Regions from separate parts of the Homo sapiens genome. Here region 1 is linked to region 2. Evidence: chromatin contacts called from ENCODE Hi-C or POLR2A ChIA-PET data. All regions are on one chromosome and are shown on one strand. Each heading gives the region's core, a stretch centred on a gene start or an enhancer-like site at or near the end of the contact. The rest is flanking DNA. Distances are from core to core; before and after follow the strand shown.

Evidence for each region. Hi-C counts contacts between places; a loop is a spot of excess contacts on that map. ChIA-PET counts read pairs that join two places held with the same protein, here RNA polymerase II (POLR2A). Pooled maps may share reads with other maps.
Region 1: POLR2A ChIA-PET joins it to region 2 with 17 read pairs in PC-9. The contact joins the enhancer-like site here to the promoter of IFITM5 in region 2. A Hi-C loop is called at or near these places in 14 of 168 maps with a recorded cell type or tissue (B cell, CD4-positive, alpha-beta T cell, CD4-positive, alpha-beta memory T cell and 8 more), 9 of 37 single-sample maps with no recorded cell type and 9 of 50 pooled maps. POLR2A ChIA-PET finds 5 or more read pairs at or near these places in 8 of 52 experiments (A549, CD4-positive, alpha-beta T cell, CD4-positive, alpha-beta memory T cell and 5 more).

What each region holds. Positions count from the first base shown.
Region 1 is chr11:463,334-469,856 of GRCh38, forward strand. The region is part of intron 2 of PTDSS2 (phosphatidylserine synthase 2); the gene reads left to right. Among named protein-coding and RNA genes, the nearest start is that of PTDSS2, 16 kb to the left of the region's middle. RefSeq lists an enhancer at 3,828-4,327. Within about 2 kb of position 2,983, at least 2 of the 41 ENCODE cell types and tissues checked have a DNase peak (open chromatin) inside an H3K27ac peak, as active enhancers do; they include PC-9, where a contact is called at or near this core.
Region 2 is chr11:296,079-302,033 of GRCh38, forward strand. It overlaps IFITM5 (interferon induced transmembrane protein 5), which reads right to left and starts at 3,448. Exons shown (of 2, transcript NM_001025295.3): 1 at 3,227-3,448; 2 at 2,122-2,635. The coding sequence starts at 3,412. The coding sequence ends at 2,423. PGGHG (protein-glucosylgalactosylhydroxylysine glucosidase) reads left to right here. Exons shown (of 14, transcript NM_025092.5): 14 at 1-29. RefSeq lists an enhancer at 2,619-2,778.

The DNA of each region.
Region 1 (6,523 bases), core at 1,733-4,232, 170 kb after region 2:
TCTCCTGCCTCAGCCTCCCGAGTAGCTGGGAATACAGGGCCCACCACCATGCCCAGACAGTTTTTGTATTTTTAGTGGAGACGGGGTTTCACCGTGTTAGCCAGGTTGGAATTTTTTTTTTTTTTTTGGTCAATGTTGACCAGGTTGGCCTCGAACGTGTAGCCTCGCCTCCCCAAGCGCCAGAACAAACAGCCTGAGCCACTGCAGCTCCCAGCCTTATTTTTTTGTTTTCAGACAGACTCTCGCTCTGTTGTCCAGGCTGGAGTGCAGTGGCACAATCCTGGTTCGCTGCAGGCTCCACCTCCCGGGTTCCCGCCATTCTCCTGCCTCAGCCTCCCGAGTAGCTGGGACTACAGGTGCCCGCCACCATGCCCGGTTAATTTTTTGTATTTTTAGTAGAGACGGGGTTTCACCGTGTTAGCCAGGATGGTCTCGATCTCCTGACTTCGTGATCCGCCCGCCTCAGCCTCCCAAAGTGCTGGGATTACAGGCATGAGCCACCATGCCTGGCCAGCCTTATTTTTAAAAATTAATATTTATGTTATTAAAGTTAAAAAGTTATAAAACTAGTGTGTCTTTATTCAGCTTGCTGTCATTGTTCTTTTTATGGATCTAACAGGTTCCCCACCTTAGGGGATGATTTTCTTTTTCTTTTTTTTTTCTTTTTTTGGAGACAGGGTCGTGCTCTGTTGCCCAGGCTGGAGTGCAGTGGCGTGATGGCCCACTGCAACCTTCACCTCCCAGGTTCAATCAGTTCTTGTGCCTCATCCTCTGTGGTAGCTGGGACTATAGCCGTGCACCGCCACGCCCCACTAATTTTTTTATATTTTGGTAGAGACAGGTTTCACCATGTTGCCCAGGCTGGTTTTGAACTCCTGAGCACAGACAGTACACCCGCCTCAGCCTCCCAAATTGCTAGGATTACAGGCGTGAGCCACTGCGCCCGGCCCCGTTTTGCTTTTCTTGAGTCAACGTTATTGACCTATAATTTACTATAATCTGTGTCTGATTCACGCGTACGGCTGATGAGTTTTAACAGACTCAGAGCCCCGTGTGCCCACCACTGCATGGGGGTGCGAAAGTGTTCACTGTTCCCTGCGCTCAGAGTGCCTCACCCCGGCTCGGGCAGTGCGGAGGCATCTCCCCTGCGCTCAGAGTGCCTCACCCCGGCTCGGGCAGTGCCAGTGCATCTGCCTGGGTGAGAGCAGGGTCTGTGCTGCCGGCCCCGGCTTCCTGTGAACGCAGTTGCTCCTCCGGCCTGGCCTCTCCCGCTGGAGGGCAGCTTCGCGGCATCCTTGCTGTGCCTGCCGGTGGGCTCACTGGGGAGCTTCCGTTGCGTGGACACGGCACCGTTCACTGATCTGCCTGTATGGGGGTGACCCTGGGGGAGAGTCCAGCTTTCCTCACCAGTCCATTACATTTTTATCCCATTTTAAACTTAGTAAATTAAACCTCTTCACACATTTTACTCAATAAAATACATGTAACATATATAAATGTAATACACTTAAAATATAAATATCCTTACTTGTAATACATATAAAACATAATGCATATAAATATACTCACAGTGCTGAAGAATAACAAAGTTGGACACAGAAACTACACAATTTCAAGACTTCCTGTCAAAAATGCACCGAAATACCGAGCCCAGAAACAGGCGCGCACGACTGCAGGCAGCCGATCCTTGACAAAGGAACAAAGGCAAGTCCATGGCGAAGGGATGGCCTTTTCAACACTGGCGCTAGAGCAACAGAACATCCACGTGCAAATCTAGACACAGACCTGACACTTCTCACAAAACCTAATTCTAAATGGATTCTAGATAAGCCTAAATGTGAAATGAGAAGCTATAAAACTTCTCTTTTTGTTTTTGAGACAGGGTCTTGCTCTGTCACCCACACTGGAGTGCAGTGGCGCAGTCACAGCTCACTGTAGCCTCCAACTCCTGGCCTCCAGCAATCCTCCTGCCTCAGCCTCCCAAGGAGCTAGGACTACCGGTGTGCACCACCACACCCAGCTACTTTTTAAAATTTTTTGTAGAGATAAAGTCTCACTGTGTTGCCCAGGCTGGTCTCAAACCCCTGCTTTGGCCTCCCAAACTGCTGGGATTACAGATGTGAGCTATCATGCCCAGGCATAATTATAAAACATCTGAGCTATCATGCTCAGCCACAATTATAAAACATCTTGGAGAAATCACAGGAGAAAGTATAGTGACCTTGGGTTTGGTGATAATAAAATACCAGTAGCACAATCCATGAAAATAAAAACTTGATCAATTGGACTTCATTACAATTAAAATTGTCTGCTGGGTGTGGTGGTTCATGCCCTTAATCCTAGCACTTTGGAAGGCCAATCTAGGAGGATTGCTTGAGGTCACAAGTTTGAGACCAGCCTGGGCAACATAGTGAGGACCACCCCCCCCCCATCTCTACTAAAAATTAGGAAAAGATAAATTGGCTAATTGTGGTAGTACATGCCTGTGGTTCCAGGTACTCAGGAGACCGAGGCGAGAGGATTGCTTGAACCCAGGAGGTCTAGGCTGCAGTGAGCTATGGTAGCACCACTGCACTCCAGCCTAGGCGACAGAGTGAGACCTTGAAAAAATTAAAATTTCTGCTTTGTAAAAGACACTGTTAAGGGAACGAAAAGGTGAGCCACAAGCTGTTGAAAATGTTTACAAAACACCTATCTGATAAAGTACTTGTATTCAAAATATGCAAAGAACTCTTAAAGCTCAAGAAGAAGAAAAACAGGCTGGGCAGGGTGGCTCACACTTGTAATCCCAGCACTTTGGGAGGTTGAGGCAGAAGGATTGCTTGAGGCCAAGAATTCCAGACCAGCCTGTGTAACATGGTCTATTAGTCTGTTTTCATACTGCTATAAAGAAATACCCAAGACTGGGTAATTTACAAAAGAAAGAGGTTCATCGACTCACAGTTCCGAATTGCTGGGGAGGCCTCAGGAAACGTACAATCACTGTGGAAGGCAAAAGGGGAAGCAGGCACCTTCCTCACAAAGGCGGCAGGAGAGACTGAGAACGGGCACAGGAAAAACTGCCACTCTTTTTTTTTTTTTTTTTTTTTTGAGACAGAGTATTGCTCTGTTGCCCAGGCTGGAGTGCAGTGGCATGATCTTGGGGCTCACTGCAACCTCCGCTTCCTGGGTTCAAGCGATTCTCCTGCTTCAGCCTCCCGAGTAGCTGGGACTACAGGCATGCGCCACCTCGCCTGGCTAATTTTTGTATTTTTTAATAGAGACGAGGTTTCACCATGTTGGCCAGGTTGGTCTGAAACTCCTGGCCTCAAGTGATCCGCCCACCTCGGCCTCCCAAAGTGCTGAGATTACAGGTGTGAGCCACCGCGCACGGCCAAAACTGCCGCTTCTAAAACCATCAGCTCTCGTGAGACTCCCTCACTACATGAGAACAGCATGGGGGAACCGCCCCCATAACCCAGTCACTTCCCTCCCTCCACACGTGGGGATTACAATTCAAGATGAGATTTGGGTGGGGACACAGCGAAACCGTGTCACATGGCAAAACCCCGTCTCTACAAAAAATACAAAAATTAGCCAGGCGTGGTGGTGCACACCTGCAGTTCCAGCTACTCAGGAGTCTGAGGTGGGAGGATCCCTTGAGCCCGGGAGGTCAAGGCTGCAGTGAGCCAAGATCACACCACTGCACTCCAGCCTAGGCAACAGAGCAAGACCCTCTCTTTCAAACACAAACCTGGGTGACACCCACTCGGAAGGCTAAGGCAGGAGAATCACTTGAACCCAGGAGGCAGAGGTTGCAGTGAGCCGAGATGGGGCCACTGCACTCCAGCCTGGGTGACAAAGGCAAAACTTTGTCTCAAAACAAAGCAAAACCTGGGTGAAAGGTCTAAGCAGATGTTCACCAGGGAAGTTATTCAGACGGGAGATTGCGGTGGGAGGATACCCAGCATCATTTGTCCTTCAGGAACTGGAAACAGGGAGACGCCACTGCATACCCGACGGAGCAGCTAAAACCTTAAAAACCGACAGTACCAACGCTTCCAGGAACTCTCACCCATTGCTGGTGGGAATACAAAAGGCTAAAGCCGCTTTAGAAGACAGTTTCACAGACTCTCACAGAACTAAATATAAATATATTCTTGGGCTGGACGTGGTGGTTCACGCCTGTCATCCCAGCACTTTGGGAGGCTGAGGCAGGTGGATCACGAGGTCAGGAGATCAAGACAAGCCTAGCCAACATAGTGAAACCCCGTCTCTACTAAAAATGCAAAAAATTAGCCTGGCATGGTGGCAGGCACCTATAATCCCAGCTACTCGGGAGGCCAGGAGGCGGAGGTTGCAGTGAGCCGAGATCGCAACATTGCACTCCAGCCCGGGCAACAGTGCGAGACTCTGTCTCAAAAAATATAGATATAGATATAGATAGATAGATAGATTCTTACCATGCAATCTAGCAGTTTTGCTCCTGAATATTTATCCAACTGAATTGAAAACTTATGTCCACATAAAAACCTGCATGCAGGCCAGGCATGGTGGCTCACGCTTATAATCCCAGCAGTTTGGGAGGCTGAGGCAGGAGGATCGCTTGAGCCCAGGAGTTCAAGACCAGCCTGGGCAACATACTGAGACCCCATCTCTACCAAACTAAAAAACTTAGCCGAGTGTCACAGCACACACACATGGTCCCACCTGTCAAGAGGCTGAGTGGGATCTCAAGCCCGGAAGGCAGAGGTTGCAGCGAGCTGTGATTGAGCCACTGCACTGCAGCCTGGGCAACAGGGTGAGACCCCATCTCTAAAAGATAGTAATGAGCATTAAGCCACTGCGACCGGGAGGAACCTTAAATACATGTTTCTATAAATACACATTCCTAAGTGAGAGGAGCCAGTTGAGAAGGCCGCGCACTGTGATTTCAGCTCGATGACCTTCTGGAAGAGGCAATATGATGTGGTAGTGAAAACATCAGTTGTTTCCCGGGGAAAGGGGAGAGTGGATAGTAGAATGCAGCATTCGTATGGCAGTGAGGCCACTCTGTGTGGCACCATCCTGGTTGGTACATGACACTGCGTTTGTCCGAACCTGTAGAACTGGACAACACGAGCAGACCGTGTGCAGATTTTAAACATTCATTGAGGAGATGGGGGTCCCGGCGGGGAAGGCCGACTGACAAGAATCTTAACTACTGCAGATGCATTCCGTGACCTTCCTGAAGGGTGTTCAGAGGAAGGTGCTGAGTAACTTTGGAAATGAGCAGTGTCTATAAGGCCAGAGGCAAAAGGAATGGCACAGACGCTGCTCTAGTCGATAAAGTTTTGCTGCACAGAGGTGCTGACTGGCAGCTCTGTCACTGTGGTGTGTATGATGGCTGTGGGAGGGGAGTCTCTGGATAATCAGAGAAGGAGGGGAGTCTCTGGGTAATCAGAGGGAGGAGGAGGGGAGTCTCTGGGTAATTGGAGGAGGGGAGTCTCTGGGTAATCGGAGGAGGGGAGTCTGGGTAATCGGAGGAGGGGAGTCTCTGAGATGGAGGGGAGTCTCTGAATAATTGGAGAAGGAGGGGAGTCTCTGGGTAATCGGAGGGAGGAGGGGAGTCTCTGGGTAATCGGAGAAAGAGGGGAGTCTCTGGGTAATCGGAGGGAGGAGGAGGGGAGTCTCTGGGTAATCGGAAGGAGGAGGAGGGGAGTCTCTGGGTAATCGGAAGGAGGAGGAGGGCAGTCTCTGGGTAATCAGAGGGAGGAGGAGGGGAGTCTCTGGGTAATCGGAGGGAGGAGGAGGGGAGTCTCTGGGTAATCGGAAGGAGGAGGAGGGGAGTCTCTGGGTAATTGGAAGGAGGAGGAGGGCAGTCTCTGGGTAATCAGAGGGAGGAGGAGGGGAGTCTCTGGGTAATCGGAAGGAGGAGGAGAGGAGTCTCTGGGTAATCGGAAGGAGGAGGAGGGCAGTCTCTGGGTAATCGGAGGGAGGAGGAGGGGAGTCTCTGGGTAATCGGAGGGAGGAGGAGGGCAGTCTCTGGGTAATCGGAGGGAGGAGGAGGGGAGTCTCTGGGTAATCGGAGGGAGGAGGAGGGGAGTCTCCGGGGGAGTCTCTGGGTACTCGGAGGAGGAGGGCAGTCTCTGGGTAATCGGAGGGAGGAGGAGGGCAGTCTCTGGGTAATCGGAGGGAGGAGGAGGGGAGTCTCTGGGTAATCGGAGGGAGGAGGAGGGGAGTCTCCGGGTAATCAGAGGGACGAGGTTGGAGTGGCCGCTGTGATGGTGGATTACCATTGCACGTTTAGCCCAGAAGAGACAAAGATGGTTAAACAGTGTGTGCGCAGTGGTTAATGGATACACACAGATCTTGTTGCTGTACAAGCTGAGGGGGCCTAGAACCAGCTATGCTTGCAGCAGTGAGCACACCCAGGCCCAGATCCTGGTTCCTAGTGCCCTCCAGTCCACGGGGCCAGGGCTCTGAGGAGAAATGGCTGATTCCAGCACCGGGGCAGGAAATGCCCAGGATCAGCTGATCCTGGCAGTTCCAGAAAGTGAGGAGC
Region 2 (5,955 bases), core at 2,198-4,697:
CTCCCCTGACAGGAACCGTGTAGGGTGCAGAAGGCTGAGACCTGTGGACACTGCGTGTTTTATGGCAGCTTGCTTGCTGGGGCTCATGGCCACAGTGGAGAGGGGCCGTGGGTCAGGGCAGCCCAGTGTGCAGTCCAGTGCCGGGCAGGAGTCTTGCAGGGGCTCATGACCACAGTGGAGAGGGGCTGTGGGTCAGGGGCAGCCTGGCGTGCAGTCCAGTGCCGGGCAGGAGTCTCACAGGGGCTCGTGGCCACAGTGGAGAGGGGCTGTGGGTCAGGGGGCAGCCCGGCATGCAGTCCAGTGCCGGGCAGGAGTCTCGCAGAATGCAGCCTGACGCCTCCACGTGGCTCCCCCGGCCCCTACAGGCTCCCTCAGCTGCAGAGCTGGGTCCCATCCGACGCTGTCGCTGGGCAGCGAGAGGCAGAGGCAGGTTCCCCGAGGGAAGCATGGGCCCCTTCTCCCGGCCACGGTTGCCCCAGCAGGAGTTCATCTTTGCAGCCCCAGAGCCAGGGTGATGTGGGCACAGGTGTCAAGTCAGGGTGGTCGGTAGCCTTGCGCCCGCAGGAGAGATATGGCCTGAAGCCTGCTGCACGTGCGTGCCACACGCGTGTGGGGCCACCTCTGCACATCCTGAGGTGACCCTTTTGGGGGGGTCGTGATGGTCAGTGCACGTGTGCCGGCAGGGCTGGTCAGGGTTCATCGCCTGCCCAGGAGCCTGAGCCTGAGGCAGGGAGGTGCTGGTGACCGTTCCCCCAAGGTGGCTCACCCACAGCACCGGGAATGGACCAGGTCGTCCCTGCCCCTCAGTAAGCCTGGGGACTGGCAGACCGTCTCTTTTCTGGGGACACGTATCCAGCCACACATGGGCTGACCCCCTCCCAGTCTCTGCACCCGACACAGTTTGATCCCTTCTCAGGCCAATCCTGAGGCTCAGGGCTGGCACACTGTCTCTATCCCAAGGCAAGCACAGGTGGGCACACTGCCCTTGTCCTTGGTCCACTGTGGGACTGGTCCTGTCTGTCTCCAGCGCCCAGCATGGCCTCCACACACCTCTGCCTCCAGGGCTGGCTGGGCCTGCCCTCAGAGTCCCTGCCACGCCAGCCGTTGGCTGCAGGCATATCACAGATAGGGGATGCTGCCCAGGGCTCCGAGTAGACCAAAAGATTCCTGCCCACAGCCCAGGAAGAGCAGGCAGGCAACGGCGATTCCCCGGGAAGGGAAGGGCCCCGGAGTGGGGTGCTCAGAACCCTGGGCCACTGTGCTGTTAACCACCACCTCCCGGCAATGGCTGGCCTCAGCGAGGCCCCAGGGCCTCCCCGCAGCCTCGCAGTGTGCATGTCCCTGGCCCTCTCCCATCACCAGGCTGTGGTGGGTGTGTGGGGAGGCTGTGGTACACAACGCAGGTAAAATAATATGAGAACATGCACCCAGCACCAGGGGACTCAGAGAATGTTGCACACATGCCCATTTTCTGCCTTTCTGGATATAGTTTGGTTGGGGTGTGTGTGTGTGTGTGTGTGTGAGAGAGAAAGGGAAGCTGCTATCCTTCCCACATGTGTTTGTGTGTGTGTCCAGCCCCACCCATGGGATCGTCCCCGCCCTGCCTTTCTAGCCACCCTCACTGGCCCAGGAGGGAGGGAAACCACCGTGGGGACTGGGATTTCTCAGAATTAAGGGGGCACGCAGGGTCATGGGGACAGACAGAATGACCCAGAAAGGAAGGAGGTGTACACCAGACCGCAGATGGAGCCCACCCACAGGCACGGACTCTCACGCAGACTTCGAGCACGCACACACATGCGCACAGAGAGATGGGGTGGACACACGTGGGGTTGGGACGCACCCATGATGTTCTGGAGCACAGGCCGCTAAACCACAGAGCAGCAGAGATCAAAGGCCTGGGCTCTCAAACTTAGTCTAAAATACTCTGGGCCTCCGCCCCGTAAGCCACAGGCCGCCCAGTGGCTGAGAGAAGGGGACAGTTGGGGCCAAGCAGGGCTGCTGAGCTGCGGGGGGCGCTCCCGCCACTGACTCTGGGGGCTGGCCCTGTGGCATTTGGCTTTGGTGGTCCCTAGGGCAGCTCCTTCCCCCACGCTAGGCAGGAAAGAGGCCAGGAGGCACTTTCTGGAACCAGGCACTTTTAATCGTGGAACCGAGGGGCCTGGAGTGTGAGGAGGGAGGGGCAGGATCGGGGGCAGAGTTAGGGCCCGGGAACTCTCGGGTTAGGGTGAAGACCCCGGGGTCTGACTGGTTCAGCCTTAGGTGCCCATGTTGGGGCTGGAGGGCCCCAGGATCAGGATGGGGCAGGGATGGAGGCCCCACAGAAGGAGGGCCAGGCTCCGGGGAGTCAGTATTGGGCCCCAGGGGCAGCAGCCTGGGGTCAGTGTCCTGGGGCTAGTGCCCCAGATCAGGACCCAGCCTGTCAGTCATAGTCCGCGTCATCAAACTTGGTGCTGAAGAAGGCGGCAGAGTCCTTGGCCAGCCGGGCCAGGTGCAGGGCACCAGTCACCACCAGCCCCAGGAGCAGCAGTGGCGGCACCAGCGTCCACATCGCGGCCAGGATGTTGTAGCACTTGGCTTTGGAGCCAAAACGCCGGGCCGCTTCCAGGTCACCAACCACCTTCTGATCTCGGGCCTGCAGAGAGACCAGACCACAGGGCCAGATCTCTATGTGTCCTCGGGGCCTGGGGGCCCTTCCCCACCCACACCCTGGGCACCTGGAAGGCCCCTACTGCACCCAAAATCTGGATGGAGGGGTGTGGCCTGAGGAGATACTCCTTGGGGCCCCAGCTATGGACCCGGGGGCCATCCCAGGCCAGTGTCAGCCTATCAGAGCTCTCTATGGGTGAGGGTCCCCCAGGGTGCTGAGACACCCCCCACCCTGCCAGCCAGGAGCTGAAGTCAAAGGGACCTCTGTTCCAGAAGCCCACAGCATGTGAACCCCCTCTTGATTGCAGAGACCTCTGTGGGTGCCTCCCAATGGCCTCTGTGCTCTTGGATGGGCCAGACCCCGTTAAGAAGAGGCCCCCCGGCCTTGCCTTCGTGAGGAGCTCTTTCCCGGCCATACTGATAGCTGTGCCCACAGAGCCCCTCACGGACAAGCAGAGCCCCCCGCGGCCCCCAGCACGGCAAGGACCCCCCACGGAGCTCCCCATCCCTCCCCCTTCCCCCCACCTTGATGGAGTAGTGGAGCCTCCCCCGCAACCTCGGTAGGGCCCCTGCCCACCTTGATGGAGTAGGCCAGCGCCAGGAAGCCGAGGCAACACAGATTCAGGTAGAGGGTGCTGAACACCGACCAGATCAAGTGGTCTCGAGGCGGGGGGTGCGGGGCCCCCAGTGTGAGGGCTGTGTGGGCACCGGCCTTGCTGGGCGTGGGGGCCCGGGTGTCCTCGCGGGGATACGCCGTGTCCATGGGTTCCAGCGCCGTCTCTTCCACACTCAGACTGGTGCTGGGAGGGTGGGCACCCGCTCACTTATAGCCCTGTCGCCCTCCCGGCCCAGCCCCTCAACGCTATATATAACACAAATTACAGCCTGCGGGCCGAGGGTGCGGCCCGCCCCTTAGCCCCCACCCCAGGGAGCCCCTGTCCGAGGCTGCCTTGGACCACCCAGCAGGGTCCCTCCTGACAGACATCCCATCTGGGAGCCCCCCGCTTGGAAGGCTACGGCCGGGCAGTGGCAGAGACCCCCACCCATCCCCCCACCCCCATCAAAGGCTGCTGGCCAAGTGGGCAGTGGGCAGACCACTGGCCAGAGCCCCCTCCGTCCAGGCCAAGAAGAGTTGGAGGTGTCGCCTCAGGGCCATGGGCCTCATAATTCAGGGATGTACAGGAGCCCCCTCCTCAGAACCAGAGCTGCTGAAACTGCAGCCCCTTCATTCCCAGAACTCAACTCTGCCCCTAACACTCTCAGAGCACCAGCGCCAGGCCCTAGGAGCGCAGGCATCCCTGCAAGGGGGACAGGGAGGGCGGCTGTCGGAGGAGGGCGCGAGAGAGAAGGAGAGAACCACATGGGGGGAAAGCCAGGGGGTGCAGCCTGTTAGGAGCCGGCAGGGGAACCCCCAGGGACCAGCAACAGCTGTTAACACTGGTGTCGGGATGCAGGGAGCCTGTGGGCTCCTGTGGTGGACACTCCCCTCAGCCTCCTCGGCTGCCCTCCCTGATCCCAGAATGTCTGTGGTGAGTGGTCCTGTTTAGGGCTCAAGGTCCGCCCCAGTCTTGTCTCTGGCTGTAGATGCCTGTGTGTGCTGACGACTCACATTTATGTCTTCAGCCCAGACTTCCCCCCAAAGACATTGGCTTGGTCCCCAGCTCTGGACACACACACGCAACTCCTGCTCTGTGGACCTCCACCCACGTGCCAACAATAGACCCTGGATCCTCCCTCCCAACCTCCTCTGCCAAGCCTTCCCCGGAGCAGTGGTGGCAACTGCACCGGGCCAGAAGGCTCAGCTTCCCCGTCTCCCAGTCGGCCACACTCCTGAGTGCCCAGGACCAAGCTGCCCTCCCTCCTCCAGGACGCACACTCGCCACCTGCAGGGGATGGTTGGGTGGGGGGTTCCTTGCTGCTGTGCTTGAGCCTGTGAACCCCAAATATCTGAGACAGGTCTCGGTTAATTTAGATTATTTTGCCAAGATTGAGGATGTGCCTGTGACAGCCTCTGGAGCTCCTGAGGATCTGTACCCAAGGTGGTCGGAGCACAGTTTGGTTTTATACATTCTAGGGACACAGGAGACATCAGTCAACATATGTAAGATGAACATTGGTTCAGTCTGGAAAGGCAGGACAATGCAAAGCAAGGCAGGGAAGACTCGAAGTGGGGAGGCGCTTCCCGGTCGCAGGTAGATAAGAGACAAAGGTTGCATTCTTTTGAGTTTCTGACTTGCTTCTCCAAAGGAGGCAACCAGATATATGCATTCACCTCAGTGAGCAGAGGGGTGACTTTTTTTCTTTTGTTTTTGTTTTTTTTTTTTTTTTTGTGAGACAGAGTCTCACTCTGTCGCCCAGGCTGGAGTGCAGTGGCGTGATTTTGGCTCACGGCAACCTCCGCCTCCCGGGTTCAAGCGATTCTCCTGCCTCAGCCTCCCGAGCCGCTGGCACTACGGGCTCCCGCCACCACGCCCGGCTAGTTTTTGTATTTGCAGTCGAGACGGGGTTTCACCATGTTGGTCAGGATGAAAAAAGCTAACTCTGTAAAGTATTTAAAGAGGTTTGTCCTACGCCGAATATGACTGACCACGGCTCATGATACAGCCTCCAGAGTTCCAGCAAACGTGCCAAAGGTGGCTGGGCTACAGCTTGGTTTTATACATTGTAGGGAGACAGAAGTTGCAGGCAAAGACATAGATCAATACAAGTGTCAACGAAAAGAGTCCAACTCTGCGAAATATTTGAAGAGATTTATTCTGAGCCAAATATGAGTGACCATGGCCTGTGGTGCGGCCCTCAGGAGGTCCTGAGAACATATACCCAAGGGGCTCAGGGCACAGCTTGGTTTTATACATTTTAGGGAGACATGAGGTATCAATCAAATACATTTAAGAAATACATTGGTTTGGTCCAGAAAGGCGGGACAACACAAAGCTGGGGGTGGGGGGGGTGGGGGGAGGGGCAGCGGTGTTCCAGGCTATAGGTGAGTTTAAACATTTTCTTGTTGACAATTGGTTGAGCTTGTCTAAAGACTTGGGATTGGTAGAAAAGGAGTGTTCAGGTTAAGATCAAGATTGTGGCCGGGTGCGGTGGCTCATGCCTGTAATCCCAGCACTTTGGGAGGCCAAGGCGGGCAGATCACAAGGTCAGGAGTTCGAGACCAGCGTGACCAACATGGAGAAGCCCCGTCTGTACTAAAAATACAAAATTAGCCAGGCGTGGTGGCGCATGCCTGTAATCCCAGCTACTCAGGAGGCTGAGGCATGAGAATCACTTGAACCCAGGAGGCGGAGGTTGCGGTGAACC